Regions from separate parts of the Mus musculus genome. Here regions 1, 2 and 3 are each linked to region 4. The links are chromatin loops, found by intact Hi-C in ENCODE. Cell type or tissue: heart. All regions are shown on one strand. Each heading gives the region's core, and the rest is flanking DNA. Links, peaks and the distances in the headings are about the cores only. Region 1 holds the start of Senp6 (SUMO/sentrin specific peptidase 6). Region 2 overlaps Myo6 (myosin VI). Region 3 overlaps Myo6 (myosin VI). Region 4 holds the start of Myo6 (myosin VI).

Evidence for each region. A loop is a pair of places that touch in the nucleus more often than their neighbours do. Peaks named below come from ENCODE experiments on the same cell type or tissue, not always from the same donor. Only the 100,000 strongest peaks of a DNase experiment are listed, where the experiment ranks them.
Region 1: it touches region 4 in a loop (5-fold over the local background); 5 of 42 quality-filtered maps call a loop at or near these places.
Region 2: it touches region 4 in a loop (2.4-fold over the local background); 5 of 42 quality-filtered maps call a loop at or near these places.
Region 3: it touches region 4 in a loop (2.2-fold over the local background); 7 of 42 quality-filtered maps call a loop at or near these places.

What each region holds. Positions count from the first base shown.
Region 1 is chr9:80,063,816-80,071,448 of GRCm38, forward strand. It overlaps Senp6 (SUMO/sentrin specific peptidase 6), which reads left to right and starts at 3,088. Exons shown (of 24, transcript NM_001311110.1): 1 at 3,088-3,757. The coding sequence starts at 3,709. In heart, for the core only: a CTCF peak has its summit at 4,000; DNase peaks (open chromatin) are centred at 3,116 and 3,686; H3K4me3 peaks cover 2,992 bases; H3K27ac peaks cover 2,730 bases.
Region 2 is chr9:80,232,948-80,240,580 of GRCm38, forward strand. All of the region lies in intron 5 of Myo6 (myosin VI), which reads left to right. Among named protein-coding and RNA genes, the nearest start is that of Gm27227, 29 kb to the right of the region's middle. In heart, for the core only: no CTCF peak of the experiment used is centred there; no DNase peak of the experiment used is centred there.
Region 3 is chr9:80,254,545-80,262,177 of GRCm38, forward strand. Myo6 (myosin VI) reads left to right here. Exons shown (of 33, transcript NM_001039546.2): 11 at 336-516; 12 at 3,869-4,013; 13 at 6,235-6,392. Among named protein-coding and RNA genes, the nearest start is that of Gm27227, 7.1 kb to the right of the region's middle. In heart, for the core only: a CTCF peak has its summit at 3,994 (motif pointing right); no DNase peak of the experiment used is centred there.
Region 4 is chr9:80,160,276-80,167,908 of GRCm38, forward strand. Myo6 (myosin VI) reads left to right here and starts at 4,759. Exons shown (of 33, transcript NM_001039546.2): 1 at 4,759-4,954. In heart, for the core only: no CTCF peak of the experiment used is centred there; a DNase peak (open chromatin) is centred at 4,746; H3K4me3 peaks cover 2,782 bases; H3K27ac peaks cover 1,436 bases.

The DNA.
Region 1 (7,633 bases), core at 1,693-6,692, 97 kb before region 4:
TTAAAAATCAACACCAAAAACATTACTTGCTACAAAGTTTGGCTGCCTGTTCCTGCACAAAAACACAAGAAGTTGCAGCCGCCAATACCTCAAAAAGACACTGCCCTAAATCCTATCTTTTATAAGTCTGGTTTCTAGGATAAGAATTACATAGAATATTAGGAGTATCTTTAGAGACCTGTTTCCATGGGTTGGCTCATGCCACATGTTCTGAATTACTCCAACCCAGAGTTACCAGTTTTAAGCCAACTTTCTGTTACCAATGTTACAAATTTTTGATCATAACCAATAACTTATGAGCCAATAATCTATAACCAAGACATATAAAACATATTTATACCTTTAAAACTATTCAGAAACAAAAATGAAATGGCTGCATACATTTGCTTATTTAAACCAAACAAACTTCTTAATTTTTTTGTTAGCTGTAATTTCAAGAGAGGAGCCCCTTGTTACCTGATGAATTCAATACTCACAAGCACAGAGATATTTGTAGGAAAAACAGTCATCAGTTTCCTTACAATAGAACTTGAGAAGCTGCTGGTCCCTTTAAGAGCAGCGTTTACAATCAGCTCCTAGCAGGGCTCCTCCAGTCACACTAGACTTCTAACTACAGGTGCAGGACTCCAAAGACCAATTGATCCTGTATATTTATTTTTTTCTTTTTCTCTTTCACCAAATTATCCCCAGATAGTCAGAGAGTACTGCTTTTCTCAAACCTGTTCTCTTATGTGTAAACTATCTCTAGTCAGGGTACAAAGCACCTATGAGCATTACCTTCGCTTCTCTAGATTTTCACATAGCTCTAAACACATACACAAAACCACACAAAACAGAAACCAACAGATCCAGACACACGTGACCCTTTCTTGTCCTCCGCAAGCAGGCAAAAGAATTAGACGATTTCAGAGAGGGAAGCTTCCACTTCAACAACAGAACTCGGTCCCTCTGACCAATCTCCAGAGACTACCAGGCATTCCTGGCTCTCCCCACTTTCCAGGGCATCCCCCAGGGCAGCAGCCTGTGGTCCTCCTAGCACGTCTGCCGATCACAGTCCTCCGGTCCTTATGGTCCGAGAGGACAGCTGCAAATACAAAGTGTGCGTTTCAGAAAACCCCATCATCCGCTTCCACTGGGACAACCAAAACCAGAGAAACCAAACTTAGGTGGATCCAAACTCAGGCTGATCAGTATAAACTCAGGCATATCAGCATCCAAAACTCAGGCTGATCAGTATAAACTCAGACGGATCCAAACTCAGGCTGCTCTGTGCTTCAGAAACAAAGGACGAGACACAGACAAACAAACCAACACAACAAGTGCACGTTTGTTTCAGAAAACAGAAAACAGACACTCAGAATAGAGACACCGGCCGGCACACACACATTCCAGGGGGGATCCCTATACCTCCAAGTCGGTTCTGGGTGTGAGGGGTGGTCGCGATTCCCGGCCAATGCACTAAATGAAAGACCCACAACGTGAGGACTCCCCCACGTTTGGACTCAGGAGAGGTGATACCCCAAATCACTCACGAGAAATGGTCTTGATGCAAACTGCAAAAGGACTTTTATTTCAAGAGCACTCTTGGGCCCACAGTCTTACACCACGAAGGGGTAGAGGACCGTGGTGCCCAGAGTAGCTGGGTAAGGGGGTATTTAAAGGAAGAAACCATAACTCAAGGGGGTGGGGAGGGCTTTGTTGGAAAATACCAAAAATACCAGTTAAGTGGAAAGTCAAGACAGTTTTCTAGGAGCCTCTAACAATAGCATATTTGCATAGAGGGTTCCAGCAATGGTCAGGGTGGGTCAGGGTGACTTTCTTTGAACAAACATGCCCTGAACCCAGGAAGCAGGTTGCTGGAGGAATGCCGCTATTTGTTTTATGATTAGCATACCATGGAGCATTGAGTCACAAAGGTCACATTCTCAAGCCTGGGCCTAAAGGCCTAGAATCTTTTGTTTTTTATGTTTCACTTTTTCACTCAAAGGGCTGGAGAAATGGATTCAGCAGTTTGGTTAGCCTGGGTACCCTCTTCCGGCCTCTGAAGTAACTACAAGAAGCAGCTTTCCCACCCTAAATGCAGGCAAAACACCCTCCCCCCAACCCCACCCACTTTTTTTTTTTTTTTTAAAGAAAAAATGTAGCCGGGCAGTGGTAGCGCTAGCTCACCTTTAATCCCAGAATTTGGGAGGCAGAGGCAGGCGGGTTTCTGAGTTCCAGGACAGCCAGGGCTACACAGAGGAACCCTGTCTTGAAAAAACCAGAAAAAAAAAGAAAGAAAGAAAGAAAGAAAGAAAGGAAGGAAGGAAGGAAAGGAAAGAAAAAAATGTTTATTAGCTGACCACACAGCTAAGGGGCTTGAATTTCTGTAACTTTTTTTTTTCATTTTCTGCATTTTTCATGGATTTGTTGTTGTTGTTGTTGTTTTTGAAGACAGGCTCTTCCTTTGTAGACCAGGCTGGCCTCCATCTGACAGAGAGATCCACCTGTCTCTATCCCTTTATGGACTGGGAAAAACCTACACCACTACATGGGGTTTGTAAGAAAAAAGAAGAAAAAAAAAAGCCCCTCAAATTGTATCATAGTCTACTGTGTTCTCTCCCCCCCCCCCCTCTCTCTCACACACACACACACACACACACACACACACACACACACACAAAGTGTACTGGCTCAATCATATCATATATGCATTGTTTGGAAGATGGATGTGAACACAATTTTATTTTCCAATTACCTGGCTTCATTTTTTTTTTTTTTCCTTCCCATGGCACGTTTTAAATTCAGGGTCAGACAAGAACTTGGAGCGTTTCTTTAGAATTTGTGGTGCGACTCGACCAAATAGAATACCTGGCCGGCAGGCTGGCAAGCGCTCGCAGGCCGGCTCTGCCATGGGGGCCTTCCGAGGAAGGGGTTTTTGTTCGTCCCTCGCCAAGGCCGGCCAGACAAGGCCACCCCAGGCCGGCAGGACGACAGCCCCCGGCTCGGGTTCGGCCGAGCCCGGAGGGGGGCGAGCAGGGACCCGAAGGGAGAGAGAGGCTCTGGGGCGGCGGCGGCGGCGGGGCGGGCCCGGAGGCCGGTGGGGGAGGAGCGGCGGCGGGGCTGCTGTGGCGACCGACGCGCGGCGGTGGCGGAGACCCACCCCCGTCCACATGGACAGTCGCCGAGGCCTGGGCTGATGCTCTGACGCCTGGGCGGGGTGGGCGGGCGGCGGCGGCCACTGCTGGAGCAGCGAGGGGTCGCGGGCGCCTCACGGTCGCGGAGCCCTCGCTCGGCTCAAGCCGCTGCGGCCATTTTACGGCCCGGGACGTAGAAGGCGTGTGAGCGTTCGCTCCGTTCTCCGTCCTCCGGAGCCAGCGGCGGAGCGGGGCGGAGGGGAGCGGAGGGAGCTCCTCAGAGGCCGGCGCGGCCCGGTGGATGGGGAGTCGTGTGCCGAGGGGAGCCGGGCCCGGGAAGCGCCGCCGCCGCCGCTCACGGTCCCCGGTAGGCGCCTGAGGAGAAGCAGCCCAGGCCGTGGGCCTCGCCGCCTCCCGTCAGGCCCGCTTTTGTGTGGGGGGCCCGGCCGGCGGGGAGCGCCCCTCGCGGAGGTCGAGCCCGAGGCCCGCCACCCTGCGGCTGCTACCCTCCCGACGCGCGGCCCCCATTCCCCGCCAGCACCGCGCCGGTGTCGGCCATGGAGTAAGAAGGAGGCGGCGTGGAAGGAGGAAGATGGCGGCGGGCAAGAGCGGTGGCAGCGCTGGGGCTCTTTTCCTGAAAGGTACGCTCGGGTCTCCCTCGGGGGAGAGTCGGGGGCGAAATTCGCCGACACCGGGGTGTCTCCCACCCCCGGGCCGTGATACTCAGCTCTCTGCTCCGGGTGGGCTTGGGGCCGCGGGGGCCACGGGGGCCCGGACGGCCGATGGCCCGCTGGGAACGCGCTGCAGGCGCGCCGACTTCGGGTCCGCCCGGGCCAAGGCTCGGGCAGGCCGGCGCGAGGCGGCGCGGTGGTAGCGCAGCGAGCCGAGGCCCAGGGCGGCCTGCGAGGGGCGCGCCGAAGGCTTGGGCTCGCTCCCACCTCCATATTCTCGATGGGTGCCTAGTGGGTGAGGAGCAGACTTCGTCCGCGTCTTTCTTAAGCGTTCGTGGAAAGTTTCAGACCTAAGCTTGGTTGAAACTGGCCGATCCAAGGAGGCAGGGGGAGAGGTGGTGGTTAACACTGCCCTGTGGTTAAAAGCTCCCAGGCTAGCCGCTGCCCTCGGGGTGCAGGTTAGACCCGGCGGTGCCCCGAACTCCGGTGAGATGTGTTTGGTTGTTTATACTTTGTAAAGCAGGTATGGGAGGTGGAAAAAAAAAAAAAGAGAGAGAATGAGCTTCCAAGTGTCGGTTTGGAGACAGCCGGGGAAGGTAAAAGAGTTAGGGTGTGTTCCCATTTTTAGTCGCTTGTGAAGCAGAGTTAACTATTTCAGTTGGTGGACCAAGCCGGCTTAAAAGGTCTATTTTGGTTTGGTGTGGTGGTAAATGGATAACGATACTGGTTTTTGCCTATGGCTGTAAAGGGACTTCCATAATACAGGTACATTTAGTTGCAGTTGTGAACCGGGAACGTAAACGTTCATTCGACTTTAAATTTCCTGGTAATCGGATTTGTAAATATGTTTAGGAAAATAAGTCCGCGTTCAGTAATTGTTAAGTATATTTACTCTTTGGGGGTAATTGCAGGATTTTGTTTTCTAGATGAAATATATCCAGGCCATGCTTTAAGATATGATTTAGAAATATTACAGAATTAAGAAAATGTAGTTTAAAATTAAGAAAGACTTGCCGGGCGTTGGTGGCTCACGCCTTTAATCCCAGCACTCGGGGGGCAGAGGCAGGCGGATTTTTGAGTTCGAGGTCAGCCTGGTCTACAGAGTGAGTTCCAGGACAGCCAAGGGCTCCACAGAGAAACCCTGTCTCGAAAAACAAAAAAAACTAAAAAAACCAAAAAAAAAAAAAAAAAAACCAAAAAATTAAGAAAGACTCTTAGTGGTAACGGGAGGGAGGCTATGCCTTGTTTACTCCTTGACCGAGTGGGTTGTGAATGGAGACTAAGAGGAAAAGTAATTTTCTTTATTCTTTGTACTTGAGAATAGGGAAGTGGGGGGGGGGGGGGAGCAGCTTTCTTTACTTTGCAGACCGGACTTTATGTAAGACGTGGGGAATGGTTGTCCTCTATGATAAGGAAAGCTAGTATGTTCTCATGACTTCATTTCATATTACCTCCATACTAATTTGACCGTGGTAGGGAACCCCTGCCAACAGGCGGAGAGAGGAGTAGTAGCTCGCAGGTAGCCGGTGCTTAAGCGCCTGTGTTTTTGTTTGGAAATTGGAAATTCACCAGATGGTTTTCTGATGTTCATAGTTTCTAGGCAGATGATTATACGTGTAGGTTTTTGTAGGTTTGGGGCTTCTATGGGCTTCTAATTGAGTTTAAATTCTGAGTGGATGAAACACAGCATAATACAAGCACAAAGCCATCACTGAGAGTTCATCTGATTTCCATTGCTGTTAGTTTATTCTAATTTACTCCACTGTAAATGTACAGATGTGAAAGTTTGGGTTTCATCTTGTCTCATCCAGCTTTTTTTTGTTTAAAAAATTGAGACAGGATCACATTATGTAGTCCGGCCTTGAACTTCTGGAAATCCTCCTGCCTCAGCTCAAGGATTACAGATATGAGGGTTTTAGAAATTACTATTTTAAAACCTTTTTAAGAACATTTATTTATTTAGTTTAGTTTATTTTGGATCTTTGCCTGCATGTATGTGCAATGTATACAAGCCTGGTGACCACAAAGTCAAAAGAGGGCACCTGGAACTGGAATTATGGAAGGTTGTGAGCCACTATGTAGGTACAGGGCCCTGCACTTTGGTCCTCTGCAAGAGCAGCAAGTGGTCTTAGCCTACAAACTATCTCTCCAGCCTCTAGGCTTACTTTTTAAAGATCCCTATATTACACTTTGGTTTTTCTCTGTTAGTTTGGAAAAAATGGAAGTAGGTTTTGTTTTTGTTTTTTTGTTTGTTTGTTTTGTTTTGTTTTTAACTCATCAAATATATTTAATAGTCTAGTCTGCTTGGCTGGAATAAAACAGTGAATGAAATATTTAAAAGTCACTACCTTCATGGAACATTTAGTGAAGGAGACTGTCAACAAGTTAAAAAACCTCAATGCATTTAGAACAGTCCTATCCATGGTTTCCAGAACTTCTATCAGTTTACTGAGGTTTGCTCAAACTAAACAACTGTTTATAATGCCCTGGTGCCACCTGTGCTCATGAATCTGCATGCAACTACATGGAATACTATTTTATTTTTCTTATCAATTTATCAAATGACTCCTTTGTGCTTCTTAGCCCTATGAAAATAAAAGCTCGGTGAAAGCTATCCGGATGCTTGTGGTTTTACTATCATATTCTTATGCCTGGAACAAACTTGCTGTTAATGAATAAACTGGGTCATTACAACGGGCAAAAGGCTGCAGAGGAAGCATAGAGAACAATGATGGAAACATTATTTTATGCTTTTAAAGTTAAGAAAAGTGTGACACATGCTTTTAATTTCCCCACTCTGGAGGCAGAGGCAGGCTGATTTGAGGCTAGCCTGGGCTATAGAGTGAGTTCCAGGATAGTTAGGGCTACATAGAGAAACCCTGTTTGGAAAACCAAACCAAACCAAACAAAACAAGAGAGAGAGAAGTGGGGTGGGGGGAGAGAAGAGACAAAAGAAACAAAAGAAAGCAAGAAAGGTGTCTTAAAAAAAACAAAAAACAAAAAACACCTTGGTCTTGAGGTACTACTCAAAGGAGAAGACACAGGTCAGGGTTTAGAGCAAACAATGGTGAGAGCAGTAGAAGCTCTGTGGTACAGGATTGAAACTATGTCTCTTTCAAAGCTGTAGGAAGCCTTTGGAGAACTAGGGGCAAAAAGTATCCTGATATAATTAACACATACTGTAGTACTTGCTCAGTAGTAGAGTGCTTGCCTAGGTTTCACAAAGCCTTGGGTTTGATCCTCAGCTTGGTAATAAAACAGACAGGGTGGTGAATGTCTATGATCCCAGCACTTTTGAGGCGGAAGTAGAAATGTTCAAGGGCATGCCTATGGGATACACGATACAGGAGACTGTTTTTTTTAAAGGTCACTTTGGTAGTCCTCTCTGCAATAAATTAACAAAAGTGCAAGAATTAAAGGGAAGTGAATTCAAAACAAAACACTGTTGCAGTTTTGATAGAAAGAAGTAAGCCTGGCTTGGAAATTGGAAAAGGAGAGTCAGTAGGCAGAGGATAGTTTGATATAGAGTTTGTAAGATTTACTCATACATTGCTCACTTAAGATGAAAGTAAGGGAAAACTCCAGGTTCATTCTTTGAGGTTGAGCTTGAGGTACTAGGAACTAATGCCATTCATTGATCCTGAGTGGACTGAGAAGGGAATTAATGCTTTGCAGGATCCCAAGTCTCAAGTGGATACCTTTGCTCTAGACTATGTTTTAACTGGTAAGGGGAATTCTAGTTGTGTGCTTTTGTGACTTCTCTAGAGGGAAGAGGCTACTATTTATTGGATCCTTTGTATTGTCCTTGTGTTGAATTTTCTTTTCCACCTTTGACTGTTTCTTTTA
Region 2 (7,633 bases), core at 1,591-6,590, 73 kb after region 4:
TCCTCCCACTGATGACTGACTAGGCTATCCTCTGCTACATATGCAGCTAGAGCCATGAGTCCCACCAGGTGTTTTCTTTGGTTGATGGTTTAGTCCCAGTGATCTCTGGGGTACTGGTTGGTTCATATTACTGTTCCTCCTATGGGGCTGCAAACCCCTTCAGCTCCTTGGGTCCTTTCTCTAGGTCCTTCATTGGGGACCCTATACTCAGTCCAATGGAGGGCTGTGAACATCCAATCCACTTCTGTATTTGTCAGGCACTGGCAGAACCTCTCAGGAGACAGCTATATTAGGCTCCTGTCGGCAAGCTCTTGTTGGCATCCGCAATAGTGTCTGGGTTTGGTGCTTGTTTATGGGATGGATCCCCAGGTGGGGCAGTCTCTGAATGGTCATTCCTTCAGTCTCTGATTTAATACATTCATACAACGTATTATGATCATTAATTATCCAATTGTCCATCTTACCCCTTTCTACATCTCTCGTCTCTCAAACTAATTCCCACCTTATTTTCATGTTTTAGTTTTTCGTGAAGGCCATGTATATACAGGTTCTCAGAGCTGCTGGGTGTTCATGATTACATCATGTCACCCAGAGACAGCATTTCCTTGACTTCTCCATCTTCAAGTTCTTACAAGATTTTCTTGCCCCCTTTACTGTGACGCTCTCCAGAGCAGGTGCCACAGATGCCTTGTCACAGAGCTGAGCACTCCACGGCCACTTACGTTCAGCCTTTTCACAGGCGTGAGCTGTTACTCCCAAAAGCTCTTCTCTGGCCAATGCAGATTGTAGCAGTAGTATAAGGTACAAATATAAATATTTAAACAGCAGTTTGACTACATATCCATTTAGCTTAATATCAGTGTCAGGCTTCCTCATAGGATGCCATGAGCTTTTGCCCAGGTTTACTGTACCAGATATATGTTTATTTCCAAGGACTGAGATATGATTACTAACCATCCCCCCCATAGTTGTACCACTGTTGCACCAGTGAGAACATCTTGCCTGGCAGGTTGGTATTATGGTACTCAGCATCTCCAGCCCAGTAAGGCCTTTGATGCTTTACCCCGAAGCAGCCTACACAGCACCTTCCAGCACTAAGAACTTAGTGGCCATGACACTTCAAGTTAGGTCGGCCAGCTCAGTTTATTTGTGCATTGCATTTCACGTGTGTGGTGTCTTTAGCAATAGAGTCTTTCTGTCTAGTTCTTGTGGTTGACCAAAAGCAATGGCAATCATTCCCATTGTCTTGGGAACCTCTTTAGTGTCCCTGGACAATAACTCACAAGGCTCTGGGACTTGGGTTTAAAGGCTAGTGGCTTCTGGTCTGGGAGCAGCATGACTAATTCATGCAGAGTACCCTTCAGTCACGCTTTAAAATGTCTTTTCATTGCCTTGTCACTTACTGGGTTTTTTGTTCCCTATTCACCAAGTGTCTGTTGAGCTGACAAGCCCATTTTGTTTTCTTCATCATTTCTACTCCATTCCACTTAAAACCTTCCTAGCTCTATTTTCTTTTTTTTTTTATTATGTATTTTCCTCAATTACATTTCCAGTGCTATCCCAAAAGTCCCCCATACCCTTCCCCCCACTTCCCTACCCACCCATTCCCATTTTTTGGCCCTGGCATTCCCCTGTACTGGGGCATATAAAGTTTGTGTGGCCAATGGGCCTCTCTTTCCAGTGATGGCCGACTAGGCCATCTTTTGATACATATGCAGCTAGAGTCAAGAGCTCCGGGGTACTGGTTAGTTTATAATGTTGTTCCACCTATAGGGTTGCAGATTCCTTTAGCTCCTTGGGTACTTTCTCTAGCTCCTCCATTGGAGCCCTGTGATCCATCCAATAGCTGACTGTGAGCATCCACTTCTGTGTTTGCTAGGCCCCGGCCTAGTCTCACAAGAGACAGCTATATCTGGCTCCTTTCAGCAAAATCTTGCTAGTGTATGCAATGGTGTCAGCATTTGGAAGCTGATTATGGGATGGATCCCTGGATATGGCAGTCTCTAGATGGTCCATCCTTTCGTCACAGCTTCAAACTTTGTCTCTGTAACTCCTTCCATGGGTGTTTTGTTCCCAATTCTAAGAAGGGGCACTTCATTCTTCTTGAGTTTCATGCGTTTAGCAAATTGTATCTTATATCTTGGGTATCCTAAGTTTTGGGCTAATATCCACTTATCAGTGAGTACATATTGTGTGAGTTCCTTTGTAATTGTGTTACCTCACTCAGGATGATGCCCTCCAGGTCCATCCATTTGTCTAGGAATTTCATAAATTCATTCTTTTTAATAGCTGAGTAATACTCCATTGTGTAAATGTACCACATTTTCTGTATCCATTCCTCTGTTGAGGGGCATCTGGGTTCTTTCCAGCTTCTGGCTATTATAAATAAGGCTGCTATGAACATAGTGGAGCATGTGTCCTTCTTACTGGTTGGGACATCTTCTGGATATATGCCCAGGAGAGGTATTGCGGGATCCTCTGATAGTACTATGTCCAATTTTCTGAGGAACCGCCAGACTGATTTCCAGAGTGGTTGTACAAGCTTGCAATCCCACCAACAATGGAGGAGTGTTCCTCTTTCTCCACATCCTCGCCAGCATCTGCTGTCACCTGAATTTTTGATCTTAGCCATTCTGACTGGTGTGAGGTGGAATCTCAGGGTTGTTTTAATTTGCATTTCCCTGATGATTAAGGATGTTGAACACTTTTTTCAGGTGCTTAGCTCTATTTTCCTATCACATTTGCTTTACTATCTCCATCTAACTGTGTGTATCATCCCGTCATCTCCATAAGAGAAAACATAGAGCATTTCCATTGAGGTTTCCCATCTTAGTGGAATATAGGTCTGAGAATTTCCCTAGTATCTGTTGTAATGTCTCCATTTTCATCTCAACTGTTATGAATTTTAGCCCTTTCTTTTTTTTTTTTTTTGTTGTTGTTGTTGTTTTTGTTTGATTTTTGTTTTTGAGACAGGGTTTCTCTGTGTATCCCTGACTGTCCTGGAACTCACTCTGTAGACCAGGCTGTCCTCAAACTCAGAAATCTGCCATCCTCTGCCTCTCAAGTGCTGGGATTAAAGGCGTGGGCCACCACTGCCCTGCCCCTTTTCTTTCTTTAGTTAGCTTAGCTAAGGGTTTGTCAGTCATGTTTGTTTTATTCCAAAGGACCAATACAAAGAATCATTGTTTCAGTGATTCTTTGTATTCTTTCTTTTCTTTACCGTTTCATTAATTTCTACCTGATCTTAACTATTTCTTTCTCTTGACCGAATTTCAGTTTAGCTCGTTTTGATCTTTCACAGCCCAAGATGCATTGTTATGTGTTTCTTTGAGATCTCCTTGATTAGCAGTTTTTTAAATATAAGCTGTCCTGGAACTCACTCTGTAGACCAGGCTGTCCTCAAACTCAGAAATCTGCCATCCTCTGCCTCTCAAGTGCTGGGATTAAAGGCGTGCGTCACCACTGCCCTGCCCCTTTTCTTTCTTTAGTTAGCTTAGCTAAGGGTTTGTCATAAATTTACCATAAATTTCTATTTTAGAACTTCTTCATCATATCCCATAAGTTTGAGTATGCTGTTGGGTTAGTAATTTTGGAGGTGTCAAATTGCCATTTTTTTCCATTTTTGCGTTGGAGTTTTGAACATCTGGGGTTAGGTTAGGTTTATGGGGTTTATGGAGTTTGTTTATTTATCTTAAACTTACCTTTTAGTGGAAATGTTTACACTGTGCTGGAGACACTAGGCTGCAGTAGGATGATGTGCCATTTTTCTTACCTAGCCTGGTATTTGGAACCAGGTGCTGTTTCCAGTAGTCCCCTAAAGTGGAATACAACCCATAGAATCAGTCACCGTAGAAGTGTAGGCTCACCATGGATGCACAGTAATAATTAACAGTTGCCACTTAGATGCAAAGTGTGTTCTAAATTAATAACCATGGTAGATAAGAGGGGAAGGAAAAGGTTCACTAATCACTTTACACTAGTGATTAGTACCAGGCTGATAGAGAAACGAGAGGAGGGGAAATAAACAAAAGGCGGAACAGTATAGACAAGGTGAGGGTAGGACAGCCTTGGCTACAGGGGCTGAAAAGAGAGAGGGGAGCACACCAGTCAAATAACCTAAGGGTTCCCGTCCTCAGGGGGCTGAGGTGTGGAGACCCATGCACTAGGCTAGCCCGTGGTCTGTGGGAAAGCCAGTCAGAAGGAAAACAAAAGAGGGAAAGGACAGATCATCTAAAATAAGGGAAGAGAAGGGGATAGGAGAAGGAAGGAGATGGAAGGAAAGACAAGAGCACAGAGAAGGCTTGCTAGAGTGACAGAGGATATTAACTAGAGAAAAGGACACATGTAAAGGGGACAGAGCTGGCTGGGGCAGAGTTTGAGTGCACACTCTTTAGTGTTGATGGCAGAGTTTCTTCAGGCTCTCAGATGCCTGGCACACCTCTGGGCAGTCCTTCACGGGTCAGGTCACAAATGTCAGCCACATGCCTGGCCAGTCCTTCAGGTACAAGGTTGCAAATGCTGTTCTCTTAGTTTATTTATTTAATAAAAGACACCATGTGTTGAATACATATTTTGCAAGGCCTGTATGCCTCTTGGGTGTATTAGTGTTGTTAGGAGCATGTATCCTACACAGGGAGGGCCTGAATACTTTGTAGCCAACTCATGGGGTCAGTCATGCATTCTTATTTATCAAATTCCTGTGCTCTCTGAGGTGTGCCTGCTCCATTGAAAAGACAACTTAAGAGTACCTTTTTGAGTGAGTGAGTGAGTGAGAGAGAAAGAGAGACAGACAGACAGACAGACAGACAGACAGACAGAGACAGAGAGAGACAGAGACAGGGACTTAAATATACCAGGCAACTTTTGAGTGCAATAGATAGTTGAGTATGGCTTTGAACTCCTGCTTCTCTTCCTGCTTCTACGTTCTGAACATTGGGATTGACAGAATGTCACCATGTCTGGCTCTACTGGTATTTTCAGTCCTTATGATCACTCCCATCTCAAAGGCAGTCTCTTTTACAACTCAGGGATAGGGCCACCTCACTCTTACCTTAGATATCACTTGTAAATATGTTACATGTGTAGGACTGGAACTGTTTTGTTTTATTTTGGCTTGCCTTTTTTTTTTATTCCTCTTTGGCTGTCTTGGAACTCTCACTCTGTAGACCAGGCTGGCCTCAAACTCAGAGATCCACCTGCCTTTGCTACCTGAGTTCTGGCATTAAAGGTGTACATCACCACCACCCAGCAAGACTTGAATAGCAGGCTTTCTCTTTGTATTAACTTGCACCATAGCTTTATAAAATTACAGTCTTTCAAGCAGTAGATGCTTCATATCATTGTCTAAGTGAGAAGACAGTGGCGTCTGTCTTGACTTTTTCAGCCTGTCATCCTGAAGAACCCAGTTCTGAGGCACTGAGGGATGGAGGAAGCAATCAGAATTGGACCTTTCGTTCTACATGTATCCCCACAAAGTTGGATGTGTTGGCCAAGCCTTTGTACTTAGGCATGGCTGGCAGCTGGGCATCTTTGCTGCTCTTTCTCCTTAGATTTTCCCCTTGTGCTTTCGTTTTGGTGTAACTAGGCTTCACCTCTAGAGTTGGTCGTTGTGTACAAGCAGAATCAGCATGCTAGCTGGAAGGAGTGCAATACCCGTCTGACTCATAGTTCTCAGATGCTCTGATGCAAATCACTATATTCACTTATCAGCCTTCACGAGGCACTGTCGTTAGAATCTGAATATGATGAAGTTCATCACTGGAGAAAAGTTAACAGCCTTTACCACTTACAGGGTATGTAGAATGGCAATGTGAGGGGAGGTGTAGGAGACCTTCGTAGATTGGACAGTGGGAAGCTGCTTAGGGTCCTATTTGTCAGTCTGTCTCACTACTGAAATACCTCTTTGTGAAGAAGCAGGTTATTTAGCACACAGTCTGGGAGGTTCATAAACCATAGCAAGGCACAGACTCTGCAGTGTTGCATCCCTTGGTTGCATCCCTTCATGGCATAGAGTGATAGCTACAGGAACACATAGTTGACCTCCAGCCAGCAGTAGAGGCCCAGAGATCATTGTGGAAGAGGGGGCAGAAAGACTCTCAAAGTAGAGGTGGAGGCTGACTATAAGGATGTAGTGTTTTCTGGATACAGCCAGAGGTTCCAGGCTTGTTCTTTTTACATCAACCCTCTTTCGTGAGAACCCAAGGTGTCAGGTGAGAAACCACCCTCTCAGAGTATGTCTCCAGGACCTCTTAGTGGGTCCTCCTTCCCAAAGGTTCCCCTCGCAGCAGCATCACAGTGCAGACAGATGCTTCAATCACAGTGGACTGATGGGAAAACCCATGCAATCCTGCTTGGAGCTTGCTCTGAGGAGGAAAGCTATTTGTAAAGCTATTTTTGTTCATGTGGGTGGCACATGTTTGGGATGAAAAATAATTGTCTTCTTGAGCCAAATTACTTTGGAATTATTTTTTTAAATGTTTGTTTTGAAAAAATGAGTTCATGATGATATTTTCAGAGGAAGTTGTGTCATGTATTTTTCTAATAGTCTCTTCTTTGTCCTCTGTGGTTCCTCTCTCCTCTCTTGCTGGTCCCCCTCTTCATAAGTTAGTCTCCCTCCTGCTTTCAAGTCACAGGAGAGAAAACACGTGATATTTATCTTTCTGAGTGTAGCTAATTTTGCGCAGTGTGAAGCTCTCTGGGGGGAATGAATTTCAACTTTGTTTTAAGTTTAGTCACATTAACAGAAGTAATCGTGCCGATTTTGTGTTACCTGCCCATTTATGACACATTACAGCTTCGATTATTATAGTGTAAAAAATTGCTGAAAAATTCTATATACATAATGCTAAGTTAGGGAGATTTAAACCAGTTTAACTTTGTCTGTTTTAGAAATGTTGACAGGTTTATATGATTTTTTTAATTTAATAATATAGAGAGCAGAATTCCACATGATTTACTTTTTAAGTGTTTGTGTTGCTGGGAAATTTTATACGTTGTAATTTGCTCAGATTCCTTATCCACACCCATCTCTTCCCAGATCAACTCCCTATGCCATCCCGCCCTTCTTTGTGTCTTCATTCTTTTATTTGTAAGACTGTACTGAGTCCTGTTAGTGCTGCCTGTATACTCATAGGTAGGCATGGGGTCATCAGCTGGAGCATGTCAGACCTACAAGGGCCCCAAAAGCCAACTCTGTCTCTTCTGGCAACCACTAACTACCTCAGCTAGGAGTGGAACTTCATGCCCGCCTCCTACCCCCAATTCCATGCTGGATTTTGAACACTCTGAGCTTGTACAGGTCTTGCTCATGCTGCTACAACCTCTGTGAATTCATATATGCAACCATCCTCTTGTATCAGAGGCACCTTGTCCTTATAATCACCCACCACCTTTGCTGCTATAGTCTTTCTGCCCCCCTCTTCTGTAGTGATCCCTGAGCCTCGGGAGGAGGAAGTTATGATATAGTTGGATTGAGTGTTATATAGGACTGAGCATTCCACAATCAATTATTTTCTGAACCTTGCTTGACCAATTGCAGGAATCTGTGTTAATCACCATCAAATGCCAAAAAAAGATGTCTTGGGATGGAGAGATAAGTCAGTAGTTAAGAGCTTTGCTGACCCGTGTTTGGCTC
Region 3 (7,633 bases), core at 950-5,949, 93 kb after region 4:
CCATTCCTTCCCTTTTCACTAATTTATTCTTTCTTAACATCTTAGACTTATAGTACGTTAGAGGTAGCATCATGATTTAACTACAGAGCATCTTACTCCATTGTTTTAGTTGAAGTTTTTATTGAAAGGATTATAGACTCACTTGAAGTTTTAAGAAATAACACAGAGCACTCTTGCAAACACTTCCTATTCCATTCTGTTTTTAAATGTGTTCAAATTTCTGTTGACAATTTTATTTTTGCATGTCATACATTGCATTAATAGACCCGCTGTTGTAGTTTTTAGTTTACTTGAATGACATAAAGACCAGTCAGTTGACACTTCTTGTTTTATAGTATGTTAAGGCAGGTTCCTTGAAGGATCCTCTATTAGACGACCATGGAGATTTTATCAGGATGTGCACAGCCATGAAAAAAATTGGTTTGGATGATGAAGAAAAACTTGATCTGTTTCGAGTTGTAGCTGGTGTCCTGCACCTTGGAAATATTGATTTTGAGGAAGCCGGAAGCACTTCAGGTTATTTCTTTTATATTTTCATTAAAGGATCATGTTTGTTCTCTCCTAGCTATGAGTATGAGTATTCAGTGATTTGTTTATATGTTTGTCAAAATTACACCAAATTTCTGTGATGTCTTCTGATATATGGTGACTTTGACAATGAATGCTACATGGCCATGAACAAATTACTAGCTATTATGAAGTTCATATTTTAAAAAAATTTACTAGTTAAGAGAATAATTCTCTTATCCATTAACATACACTTTTAGCTTTCTCTGTTTCATAGATCTAAACTTGAATCAGTTAATTGGGGTGATTTAATATAAGCAGTACATCCTTCTTTAGTGAGAGATAAAAATGTTTCTTTCTTAATGATGTTCAAAAGTATTTAAGTGCTATCAAGATAGTGCCTTTTCACTCTCAATGGTTCCATTTCTGTATAAACTATAAGACTTTTTCAAAATTGCAGATTTGATATCTGAGTATGAAATTGACAAGCCTCGTTCATTACCTGCTTTTATAATACAGTATTAGAGGAATATGGCACACCCATCGTCTGTGTATTGTTTATGCCAGTGTGCATGCTACAGTGGCAAAGCTGTGATCAGTCGAGACCATGTCCCATCAAACCAAATATATTTACTACCTGACCCTTTAGAATATAATATTTTCCAACTTTGCGTTAATACATTTTCCTAGAAAGTTACACTAAGTGCGAGTTAAGAGTCTGCTGCACCACTTAATAGAGCGGCCAACACTATGGGTTTGACTGAGATCCCCCAGGTGCGTTCATTTGCAAAGTGAAATAATACATGAGTACCTTTAAGAAGTACAATTCCTAGTAGTGGTATATGTATAGGGAAGGGACTTCCAGAGAAAGAGGGGAAGGCCACTTAAGAAACAATGGGTTGGGCTCGAGATTGTCACAGTGTGGAGAACTTCTCCTCCTCTCTCCATCTCTCTCTCTCTGCTCCCATCTTTCCTTTTTAAAATTTGAAGGTTTCTATTTTTCATTTTTATCTGTATGAGTGTATGCAGACTCCATGTGTTCCTGGTGCCATAGAAACCACAAGGGCGTAAGATTCTGTGGAACAGGAATTACAGGCAGTTGTGAGCCACCTTGTGGGTGCTGGAAACTGAACCTGTGTTCTCTGAAAGAACAGAACATGCTCTTAATCACTCAGCCATCTCCCCTGGCTGGAGACAGGTCTCATGGAGCCTAGACTGGCCTCAAAGTGAGCTTCTGGGATTACAGGTATGTTCCATGGGACCCAGCTCTGCTTAGCATTTTGAGGCCATAAGTTTGATCCCAAGCACTGGGAGAAAAATGTATTCTATGCAATAAGATCCTTCATAGTCATAACTGAAACATAGAAAATGATGAGGTTGGAGATGCCTCCATTTTTGCAGACATGGAACCTGCATAATAGTGCTGAGCTTAGCTACCAATAAAGTGATAGACAGGAGGCCCTGGTTCTACTCATGCTTGACTAGCTCAGACAATTGTCATAACTGTCTCTCATTACCTTCAGGCCACTGAGCCTTGTCATCCATGAGTGAACAGACTAAGATAGACAGTCTTCAATGACTTTCAGGTCTACTGTCCAATGATCCCATGAATAACGTTAGCTATAACATAGCGTACTGGATGATCACATGGCCATCAGTCAAATTGCTTCATCATGTGCTATCTCTTTGTATGACCTTGTACCTCCTTTGTCTCAGTTATGTCATTATGGAGAGATAATAGCCTCCAACTTGAGTTGTGAAGAGAAGTTAATGAGTTAAGTATTTACAAAATGTTCTGAACACTGGTGTTTGGCAGATAGTAAGTAAATAAATCAAATGAAACACAGACCACTCTTCATTTTCTTTGAAGTGAAAATGCATTGAAACAAAATTAGGTACCTGGAATATGCCTTAATAATCAGAGATTTTTAAAAAGAGGATTTGGAAAATTTCCTTGGTAAATATATTGAGACATGCATTTCACTTGTACTTTAGCATCACTACAGGAAGGGAGCTTGTGGGAGTGGCTAAGTAATACAAAAAATAAATGTAAGTGTAGAATAGTTGATGTACATAGGAATGATAGAAATGGCAAGTGGTTGGAAGTGGTATGAGAGTTTCCTGTCTCTCATTACTGCCCTGAGGAAGGACATGAAGCTGTATAGAGCACCAGAAATAGCATGTTATCAGCTGAAAGGTGCCGAGTGATCAATAAGGGACATCTGACCAACTGATGAGTGCGAGTGATCAATAGGGGCATGTGACCAGCTGATGGGTGCAAGTGATCAATAGGGGCATGGCATGTGCTTACTTTCTCTCTTAAAAAAATCCTTTCTATTGTGTGAGAAATAGAAGGCATGCAGGGAGACTGAGGTGAGATAAACATTAGATAGTTTTATTATTGTTATTATTATTATTGTTTTAAGAGCTAAACTTTTCTATATTAATCTCCATTCTTTTCTGTGTCCTTCCATGGATATGAAACATGTCCCGCTAACTAAAAATGAGGTGTTTGGTTTTATTTTTTTCTCTTCTTCCTGTAACTTCCTATAACTTCCTTGGGTGACTTGTGCAGAAAAGCTCCTTTTCTAATGCATGTTTGTAAGGCTCCCCGATGTCATAAAACTTGTTTTATTTAGTGGAAGTGTAGAGAGTACCTGTTAGGACTACCTATGTTTTAAAAATCCCATGCAACCACCTTGTATGCCATAACAGTAACAATATCACAATAAACAACATAACAGTAATAAAAATGCTTAGAGAACATCTTTAGGGAGTGAGTGACATTAATGTAATATAGATATTATCTTACAGTTTTTGCATTTTCAAGATTAAAAACTTTTTTTATATTGATCTGCATTATTCTTGTAAGAAATGCTGCAGTACAGTTTAAAAAAAAAAGAAGAAGAAACATTTAAATAAACGAATGGGTTCCTGGTTTTCCCTCTTGTGTGTAATTTTAATGTAGATTTCTCAGACAAAGGGATTATAGTCCTGGCGGGAGTGGCAGGCAATTCTGTCACAGAGCTCAGAAGTGAAAACTTAAGAATTATTTATTTCTGAAATTTTCCACAATAGTTCTGCGTCTAGTTGGCAGCAGGTAATGGAAACCGTGGAATGTGAATCTGCTGTTGGGAAGGGTCTCTTTCCCTGTGGCTCTGTCCCAGGTTAGGGTTTCCTGTTGAACTTGCTAGAAGGGGTGTCCAACAAGGACAGGGAAAAAAGTGAGCCGGGTTTGAAAGTTAAAAGCAAGCGTCATCTATCCCATAATGTTACATAAGTAAAGAAAATGCGAAGAAACAACCCTAGAAGACGTCATTTACCTAGTGCTTATTGACTTCACACGGAAACATCCTCTTAGGTGGCTGCAATCTGAAGAACAAATCTGCCCCATCCCTGGAATACTGTGCTGAGCTGCTGGGCTTGGACCAAGATGATCTTCGAGTCAGTTTAACCACTCGAGTCATGCTCACCACAGCAGGGGGCACCAAAGGAACCGTTATAAAGTAAGCCCTACCTCATTGCTCCGCACAAGTTCTGCCTTGTGGGCTGTCACGGAAAAAACATTTAGATTCTGAAAACCCTGAGGTTTAAGGTCAGGGTTTATGCATCATTCATTCTTTCTTGCCATTTGAATGCTCAAGCTGTGCCAGATAGTTCAGGATTCTGTGCTTCCAACAGCTGTAGTTGATCACATAAATAAATGGGGATTTGGAGTTATTTCTTGGACACATTCTCCTTGACACAAGTTTGGAATTCATTAAACAGGCGAGATTTGCTTTTGCACAGCTATAAAAATGTACGTGGCTTAAGTGTCTGATTGTTTAGGCAACAGAGTCTTTTCCTTCAAAAGTTCTTTTCCATATAAATGGTGTGTACTAAAGCTCCTACTAAGTGCAACTCTATAGCATATCCAGGGAAAGGGAATTTCTTGTTACACTTACTATTTTTTTTCATTTAGAGAAAATCACAAGTGATAGAAAATAAGGCCATAGCCACTTCTTTTTATTTCTTGTCCCCTTGGAAGTATTTATTCACTTGTCTTTTGTGTGGGCATGTGTGTGATCATGATGTTTGTACATGTCAGTGTGACAGTGTGATGTGTGTATGCACTTGGGTGCCTGTGTACTTGTGTGTGTGTGTAGGTTAGAGGCTGGCGTGAGTATCCTCCCCAACCATTCTCCCGCTCATCTTCCTAGTCAGGGTTTCTCACGGAGCCCAGAGCTCATCCACTTAGCTGGCCTGGCTGCCCAGGGAGTCCTAGAGATTCCCTCCTCACAGTTGGGTTCCAGATGGAGTCTCCACACTTGCTTTTACATGGGCACAATCCCAATGTATGTCCTCATGTCTCTGTGACAGGCACTTCATCATGTGAGCCATTTCCCAAACTCCTAAGCCTTTTAAAATCAGTAACCAAGAGTTTCAGATTGTGCCAGATTGCATAGTATCGGCTTAATAACATATATTTTACGAATTTTGGGTTGAGATACAGTAGCATGAAATTAGTACTTAGGCTTACCATTCACAAGTACTGCAATGCAAAGTCTTGACTTTTAAGGAAAAAGTCTATTCTCCATCCCTTTCTAAAGTCCTGTCCTATTTGAAATATGGTAGCAACAAACACAAGTGACCTACTCAGAAAAATATTTGGCAACTGCAACAAAGCCAGGTGTGGTGGCACAAGCCTGTAATCCTGGCGTTTGGCAGGTTGAGGCAGAAAGGTGACGAGGCCTGCCCAAGATACACAGAAAGACCTTGTCTCAAAAACAAGAAAATTGCCTCACATTTTTTCCTAGTGATACAGTATTTTAAGTTAATGAATTAGCCAATGAATTATTTTTCTTCAGTACCACTCATGCTGAACAAAGAGCACCCCCATTTCTATACTACTTTATAATAGCTCTTTCATGTTTTCTGTATTGTATACACACAAACTTATAGGGAATTCTCATATAGAGTTTATTTGAAAAAGTCTTTATTTTATTTACTTATGTATTATTTATTTTTGAGGCAGGGTTTGGCTGTGTAGCTGAAGCTAGCCTTGAGCTCACAATCCTCCTGCCTCAGCTTTCTGAGTGCTGGAATTGTATGTATGTTGTACCATATTAAGCATGCTTGAATAGTTTTATGTTGACTTTTCAACAGGGTTTCTGTGTAGGTCTGGATATCCTAGAACTCACTCTGTTGACAGGCTGGCCCCAAACTCACAGAAATCTACCCACTTCTGCTTCCCAAGTGTTGGGATTAAAGGTGCTCCACCATTGCCCAGTCCATGCTTGAATAATTTAAAAGTCACTCAACAATGGACATTTTCTGTATTTTCCCATTACACTCAGTACTTAAGATCTGGCCTGGCATTTGGAAAGCCCCCTCTATGATATGCTCTTTTTTATTAGACTCTAATTTTTGTGGAGGAAAACAGCTTGCATTTGTGTCTGCAATATCGAATACCATCATCCCATATAGACACTACATACAAGAGTTGGAAAGACAAAATAAAAAAAGACTTTTTTTGTACAGTAGTATATTTTAATCTAATTTTAGTTCATTGTTACAGTATGTCTCTTGTAATTTTCTCTTTAATTTTCTCTGCCTACTCACCTGAAACTTGGTAACTAATTGTTCCGTATAGGCAATATGTTCAGATACACTTTGACTTTATGTATGCAATAGTATTTTCTCAACCTGTCCCTTTAAGGACCTTTCCTTGGACTCTTGTGTTCCTAGGGTCCCCCTGAAAGTGGAGCAGGCAAACAATGCTCGCGATGCTCTGGCAAAGACTGTCTATAGCCATCTCTTTGATCACGTGGTGAACAGGGTAAATCAGTGCTTTCCTTTTGAAACATCTTCTTATTTTATTGGAGTCCTGGATATTGCTGGTTTCGGTAAGCATGGTTTCTTTTGTTAATTTGTATTTGATTTAAAAAACAAACAAACAAATACAACAATGTTTTGTCTAAAGCTGTTGTGGTAACCTTTCTCCTTGCTATGACCGAATACTAGAGAGAAGCAAAAGAAGGCAGTGTTTACCCTGCCTTGAGGTTTCAGAGTGTTCAGCCTTATCATGGTGGAGCAGAGCTGCTCACATCCTGAAGGGCAAGAGGGGAGGGGGCGGGGGGCAGGGAGAGGATATGACTATATATGGTAGCTTTTTGATCCCCCTCTTGTTGCCCCTGGACCCCCAGCCCCTGAGATGGTACTTCTCACATTCAGGGTAGGACTTTCTATTTGGTAGCAATCTCTAGAAAGACCCTCACAACACCAGAGGTGTGCTTTAACAATGTTCTTGGTATTTACTTCTCAATTGAATCAAGTTGACCATCAAGGTGAAGTATCAGAAACCTTTTCTTCTCGTGATTCAGTTGACATAACTTCTTTATAAGTTCATGCCTGCATTGAATTATGCAGCTTTCAGAGAAAGCTAATTAGTACTAAAATTAAAACATTTTCATCTAAAGTGTTGCAGCTGTACTCTGTACAGCTGAAGGAAAGAGAAACCCCCTGAACACGGCTGCTAAAAATAATAAAGTTGGAATATAGTTTTGGAACACATAAACTCCCATCATTGATGAGATTTCATCATCTTTAGACATGATACACATATTCAGAGTGTGAAATTGTAGAACCTCACGGGTCTTAGACATAATTCAACCCTTAACTTTAGAATGAATCACTATCATAGAATTTTTGGTAACAGATTAAACAGGAAGAAAATCTCCTACAGTACATAAATTTTAAATAATTTTTGTACTCTAGGTTGTGTTAGTACCTAGAAACTAGTGTTTTAGAAACTTATGTTAAAAAGAGCTTACGGGGTTTGAGAGATGGCTCAGAGTTTAAGAGTACTGACTGCTCTTCCTAAGGTCCTGAATTCAAATCCCAGCAACCACATGGTGGTTCACAACCACCCATAATAAGATCTGATGCTCTCTTCTGGTGCATCTGAAGAAAGCTACAGTGTACTCACACATGATAAATAAATATATATTTAAGAAAAAAAAGAGCTTACTAATAATTTTTTGATTTTCAAACCATAGGACATTTGCATGATTGGACAAGGTATTTCTGATACCTAATTTTAGTGCCTGACAGTATAAGTTATAAGTTTTGAGTTTAGAACATTTTG
Region 4 (7,633 bases), core at 1,748-6,747:
GGATGGTGTCCTACAGCTTCTGGGCACAGGTCCTGGTGATGCCAGCCAGCAGGACTGTCAGCATTAGTTGAGTTAGTTTGAACAGAAAGATGAGTTTCTGCATCACACCCATAGGGATTCTGTCTACGTTACTCTAGGAGTTGGTATCACAGACCCTTTAAAGCAGACCCTTCATGAACCTGTAATATGAATTTCTGAAAACACAAATCAAAACTCATAAAAAATTGCATATGGTTAGGAGGGGGATGCTCATGGCATTCCCATGGATGATATCTATAGATCTTTAGGTGGAGAATTTCTGAGGTATGAGCCAAGTATGCTTAGTGGTAAAGGCACTTGTCATTAAGCCTGGGGAGATGAGTCTGAGAGAGAATCAACTCCCACAAGTTGTTCTCTGATCTTTCACATGTGCGAGTGCACACACACACACACACACACACACACACACACACATGCACACAAATAAATAAACAAAAGTAATAAAAAAAGAAAGGAAAACAAATGAAAGAATTTCTGGGATAGCCTCTGCCATCCATGCTGGGATATATCATGGTTGGTAGAGGGCCTGCCAAGCAGGCACCAGGCTCTGGGGTTTGTCCCCAGGAGAACAGGCACCAGGCTCTGGGGCTCGTCCCCAGGACTGTGTAAACCACAGTGTCTGTGATCTTAACAGTCTAGGAGATAGGGGTAGAAGGAGAAATCTCAGAAGTCTCCATAGTAATCACATAACACAAGTATGAAGTTGCCAAAGACTTAATTAAATTTTAAAAAGAAAGTTAAAGAACAGCCTCAGCTATAAGCACGTCCCAGGCCTGCCTGTGATATATGGGACCCTGTTTTAGAAAAGAGGAGGGACTGTGGAGGGTCAAATCGAGCTGTAGACTTAGGGCATGTAAGTATGGACTGGGGTTGGGTCACAGAGACAGAGTTACTTCCATTATGCTTGATGATAACATATGCAGTTTCCAGAATCATCATCTGTCCATCTTTCCTCTTTATTCATAATAACACCAATGCTAGGCACTATTTATTTATTTAGCATTAAGTACGTTACCACTGAGCTATATCTTGGGCCCTGTAGGCACTTCTTAACGAAAAAGCTACTGTGCTCCACACTTGAAATCCAAAGGATAGTCTATTGTGCCCTCAAAGAGTGTACAGGCTAACTAGAGAATACACAAAAGAACACATAGGTGGCCAGAGTACAATATGCATTATAAGAGATATTTGTACAGTAGATGTTAAGTGAAGGATGGGGACAGAACTGAATTATGCCTAGGATTTACCATCAGGGCGGGTAGGGAAAATTCTTAGAGAGGACAAGCAGGCTTTGTTTTGAAGGAATAATTGGGTTTAGCCTGGCTGTGCTCCAGTGTAGTAAATAGCATAGAGTGTGTGTTTGGGGACACAAAAGCCCTTCAGAATGACTTGAATGTAAAGTACGAGACATGGAGGAAGGCTGTGGGTAGAAATGAGATTGGGCAGCTAAGCATGGAGAAGACAGCGATTCCCAGGACAGATACCTGGTGGCTCAGCTTGTCGGCTTGAACACAGTGGTGAACTGTGGGATCACATGACCATCGAAGAGCCCAAAAAAAAGATAGAAAGAAGGAATAATCCACTAGACTAATTGAACAAGAACAACCAGTTCGTGAAAGACGGTTAGATTCAGGATCTTACCAGGTGTTTTAGGACTGATGTAACTCAGTTTTGCTGGGCTTGCCTAGCATTCGTCAACCCACAGAGCCAGTCTCTAAGCGTGTAAGGGTCCAGGGGGAGGTATCTTAAGGGGTAGCCCACAAACCCAGTCTCCATGTGGGTAAGGGTCCAGGGGAAGGTATCTTAAGGGGTAACTCACAGAGCCAGTCTCCAAGTAGGTAAGGGTCCAGGAGAAGAGGAATCTTAAGGGGTTTGGACTTTCTACTGAGGATAGTGGAGAACCACTCACTTGGATTTCTAACTATGGACTAGTGGTTATGATTATCTAAGATCTGTAGTGATGGTGGCCCAGAAAATGGTAACAGTCGGAGGTAGAAAGAAGAAATGGGCAGAGAGATATGAGGCTAGAAGTAAAGAGATGAAACAGATTAAAGCAGGGACAAAGGGTAAGACTCATGGATGTCATTAGTTACAAAAAGCAACTGTAAATAAAACACCTTCTACTGACTTACAAACAGATTATCTTTATGTCAAATTCAAACTTAAGTAAGGTATGTATTAAAAATATGTAGCGATCTTCATTTTTCCTTTAAAGAAATTTATCATTATTAATTATTATCATTACTATTATTATTCTACCTACTTCATGTGTAGGGCGTTGTGCTTGTACATATGTCTGTGTACCACAGGAATGCAGTGCTTGATGAAGCCAGAATAAGCCTATGAGATTTCCCCCTGGAGCTGGATTTAAAAGCTCTTATGAGCTACTATGTACTCATAACTGCTGAGCCATCTCTTCAGCACCATGATCTTCATTTTAAAAAGCCAATTATTTCTGCGTACCTGCAATATATTTGGGTAGGAGCCCTATGTTAGGCATTGTCTTAGTCTGCTTTGTATTACTATGATATAACACCACCCAAAGCCAGTTTAGGGTTTATTTCAACTCTCAATCCATCACAGGAACTCAAAACAGGAACCTGAAAGCAGGAACTGTTGCAGAGGTAAAGGAGAATTCCTACTTACTGGCCTATTCATCCTGGCTTGTTCAGTTTGCTTTCTTATATTCCCTGGGACCACCTGCCCAGGAATGACACTTTTCACAGTGTACTGGGTCCTTCCATTAATTAATTCCATCAATTATCAATCAACCAAGAAAATGTCCCATAAGCTTGCCTACAGGGTAATTTGATGGGGGATTTTTAAAAACTAAAGTTCCCTTTCAGACGACTCTAACTTGCATGAAGTTTTGCCAAACAAAACAAAACAAACCCACATAAAACAAAGCAAAACAGATAAAAAACCTAACCAACACAAGCATCTTCTTCAGTCTTTCATCCTCTTATTTTTTGTAGTGGGGTCTCAGTGAGTCCAGAGCTCTCCTTTTCTGCTAGAATGGCTGGCCAGGGTGAGCCAATGGTGAGCCAAGGGTTCTGCTTGCCCTCTATCCCCCTCTCTCACCTTAGTACTGGAATTTGAGAAATAAGTCTGCCCCTGGTTTTAGTTTATTTTACAATCTTTGATATAGTTGAGATTTTTCTTTTGGCAATCTTGGAGCTACATTTCTGTGGTTGCTGTAAATTACTTCCTTTCTTGGTTTTCCTTCCTCTTTTTTAGTTTCCCTAATTTTACTTACTGTCTTACGAATTTGAAATGTGTTCAGTGGAAGGTAGCTTTTTCATCAAGTCATTTGGGTCGTCTCTGAATGCCTGACCCTTCCCTTACCATTTTTTTGTGGTGATATGGATTGAACCCAGGGCCTCACATGCTAGGCAAGTATTCTACCGTGGACTTAGTTATAGCCCATCTCTCTCTGAAACAGGATATTACTAACTGACCATGCTGGTCTTGAACATGCAGCTTCCCGAGTAGCTAGAATTACAAGCACGAGGCACCAGGTCCAGTTTGAATTCCTGAAACCTGTCTTCTCTGGGAATCTTCTAGACAGAGCCCAGTGGTCAGAGTACAATATGAGGAGTTGTTTCTCTCCTTGAAACATGCTGGGCTTCAGGATGGGCTGCAAGAACCCTCACTGGCTGAACTATCTTGCCAGCCCCTTATTTTGTTTTCATATTAACCTCTTTTTTCTAGTAAAGGAGATGTTTGCTCTCAAATTTGCATAGGAATGTAATATTTAATTTAAAAAGATGACCCACATATGACCTTATAAGGACAGTAAAATTAAACAACCGGAAAGATAAAGCGGGCCAGTTGGCTCAGTTCTATAAAACCAGCCCACAAGGATTGTCACTATTCTTAGGCTTGCGCGGGCTACATGATGAGTTCCAGGACTGCCTGGTTACAGACCGAGACTCTCTCAAGAGTCCAGATAAACAACAACAAAGGGGGCGAGGTGGAAATACAGGGGCTGTAAGAAGTAAATATGATATCTGCATGGGAGGCTAGCCAGAGAAGAAAAAATTTTCTTCCGTGGTTCAATCCTCCAAGGGCTGAACAGGAAGTTGACGCAGGCAGGTGAGGAGCACGAGCCTAGATGGGCTGCGGTGCCACCCTTAATCCCCACAAGCGAGTTCCTCCGCAATTCGCCTGTCCCACTCTCAACTTTTCTTCAACTGACTCTTTGCTGTGGTCCCTCGCTGTGGCAGTGGAAACAACTACCACTGCGAGGTAGGGAATGTCATGAGGGGCTACCTGCAGCCCTTGGCTTGCAGGGATGCAGGGATGCGGTCGGAACCTGAGGCCCCGCCCTTCTCTTGCCCCACGCCATTAGGCCACGCCCCTACCCAGCACTCCTTCAACCACCCCCTTCCCCGGCGCCTCATGAGGTCCCGCCCCTCTCAACCCTAGCTCTTGAGGCCTCCCCTTCACAGCCGCCCCGGCGTTCCTTGACTTGAGGCCACGTCCCTCTGCTCCTTCATTCCCAAGACCCTACGCTTTGCGAGTCCTCCCTGTCCTGCTGCCTAGGACCCCGCCCCTCTCAGCCCTTCTGCCCCAAGACCCCGCCCCTTAGGCTGTTCCCGCCCACTGGCCAATGAAGACCCGCCCTTTCTTTAGCCGCCCCGCCCCGGTCCCACAAAATCCCGCCTCCGGCCCCGCCTCCCGCCCCCTTGGGCGCTCCGTAGCAGTGACGTGCGCAGGCTGGGCACTCTGCAGGGCTCTCTGGCCGGCGGGTGGAGACCGATCCGGGATCTGTCCCAGCAGGAAGCGTATCCCGGCCGCCGTCGTGCTGTCGTCTCCGGTGCTCGCTCTCGGCCGCGGTGTCGCGCTTGCCCTTCGCGCCCGCAGCCCGGCAGCCTCTCCACGGCCGCGACCCCTCGCGCACCTGCCTCGCCGGGTGAGTGTGGGCGCCTGCCCGCCTGCCTGTCCTCACCGCCTTGGCCTCTGCTCTGCCCGGCGCGGACTGGAGCTCTGGCTTCCCCTTCCCGGGCCAGCGGGGCTCCTGTCACCTGACGAGTCCCACCCGACACTGCAAGATAGTTTTATTTTCTCCTTTCGAAACACAGTGAAAAAGCTACACAGTCTAGTTTGTTGTCAGAGTAAAGATCAATTGATACCATTAATAATTTAGCTGTGTCGAAGAAGACCATGGTAGCATACTATAAAGCTGGAATTTTAGTTCCTAAGCGTTCTAGTATTTTGAGTGTGAGTTTTACGGATGTGTTGCTGAAAATAACTTTGTTATTTAATTCCAAATCGTCTTAAACTAATTAAAACGTGCTAGCTGTGGATTGTATTTTAAAATAGGAAATAATTTGATAAGGCCATTCTTAGATAATCTATGTCAGGAACTTTTACACAAAGATACATTTTATCCGGCATAAAGTATGTAGGGCAGAGCTGTTTAAATCCCAATGTGGAGATACTGCTGGAGCGCTACACAAACGCTGCTCCGATTTCATATGTGTTGAATAAAACTTTAGTTTGCTCTCGTGTTACAGTTGCAGGATTTTCGAATATAGTTAGTCAGCTTGAGACTTTTAACAGCCTTTGAGGCTCGGCTGTAACACCATAAAATCTGAGTCTTGAGCTTGGTGGTGGTCATGGTCCAAAGGTTGGCTGCGGAACAGCAGCATTTCTGTACAAATTAACTCGACTTCAAGACATCTTGGCTTGTGGTTTTCCAACTGGGAAATGTTTAGTGAAAAAAAAATTACCTTAGTGCTCTCTAGCATTAATTTTAGAAATGGCCACAAATGCTACAAGGGGGACAGAGGAAGCCCAGAAACAATGTAGTTCTTCAGAACAGCTCATTGACTTTTAAATGTCTGCCCATTTTCTGTGTTTGCAGTTGCACAGGAGTAAACAGGCACAGTGATAAATAGAAGTCATTTTAGTCTGATGCTCGTCGGCCTGTAGTGTTTTTATTTCGTGTGTGTGATCTGTTACCCATTTTTTTCCCTCTTCCTTTCAAGTTTTGTATTTGTTTTCAAAAGTTACTTGTAAAAGGCAGGGACAGAATACAACCCTTAAGAAAAGAGTATTGCGATTATACAGTTAAAAAGCCGTGGAGTATAGATTTTACATATGGTCTTTAGTACCTAGACACATGAGCAAGAAAAAGTGAACAACTATGATTTTTCATAGAAGCTACAACATATTAAAAACAAAGATGCAAATTATAGTCCATGGGACTTGTCCGAAAGGGATTTTCCCTTGTTTACACGATCAAATTTTAAAATAACAGTGGCCAGGAAATCGGAGAGAAGCCGAAGGCTCCTCGCTCATCCTGTTGTGACTTTGCCTGGCGTCTGTGGTGGATCACTTATTGTTTAGACAACTGGACTGTATCTGGGTTTTGAAAGGCCTTTAGATGGTTTTAAAGATTTCCACCATGCAAGGTCTGAATAAATCCATAAGAACTCCACATAAAAAACCATTCTCTAGTTTTTAACTTTCTCTTGGTATTCAAAACTCCACTTAGGGTACAGGATTGGGAGTGTAACTCAGTGGGTAAAGACCTTGCCTTGTGTGTGTGTGTGCGCGCGCGTGTGTGTGTGTGTGTGTGTGTGTGTGTGTGTGTGTGTGTGTGAGGCCCTGGGTACTGGAGTTTCATTTATATTATTATATATATTATATTAGAACATCTTATTTAAACATTGCAATTTGAAAAACACATTGCAATTTGAATAAATCTCACACAGTATAATGGTGATTCCCAGAAAGAGATACTTTGTTAACAGTTTATGAGCTGGCGATTTAGTAGTGATGTGACACACAAAAAAAACCCCTAAAGGTTTGATTTACAAAATAATATTCCAGGTTGACAGCCTTTCCTTTTATAGAGGAGAAAACAGAGGCTCAGAGAATGAATACTTGCTTGTAGCTTTGGAGGGGCAAAGTCCAGACTCTGAGTACACATGGAAGTCTCTGACAACAAAGCCTCTCTCCTCCTTTGCCCAGAAGTTGTCTTGATTTCGGTTTACTTGGTGAACTATTGAGAGCCCTTTGTAGGCCTGATCTGGAGATTAGGAGTCGGTACCCTAGGTAAACTGTGATAGGCCATGCATGGAGTCTAGAACGAACTGAGAATTCTGTCTTCTTTCTCAAGGCCTTGAGCAGTGACCCAATGCTTTGGCATCACGTCTGGAGTGGTTCCAGCATGTATTAAGTATTATGTGCTTTTCATTTTGATGGGTTTATAGGAATTAACACTGCAATCTAATCCTGGATTGATTTCATTGTAGCTGAGCAGTATATGATGTTTCTGGTCAGGATGGAACTTTGGTTTTTGTCCTTCAAATGAGCTAGATTGTTGCTCTTTAATACAGTAGCTGTCTTTTAAATGTTATTCAATTAGCTTTAACCTTAGGAGGGAAACATGCTTCAAGATTAAGATATCTAGGCCTGGGAGATGCTTAGCAGGTAAAAACACTTGTCTGGAACCCTGATGACCTTAGTTGGATACCTGGGTCTCAAGGAAACAACTTCTGTGAATTTGTCCTCTGACTACCCCACATAGGCCTTGGCATATAGCTATGAACAAATAGTTGTGCTTTAAGAAATAAAAAATAGT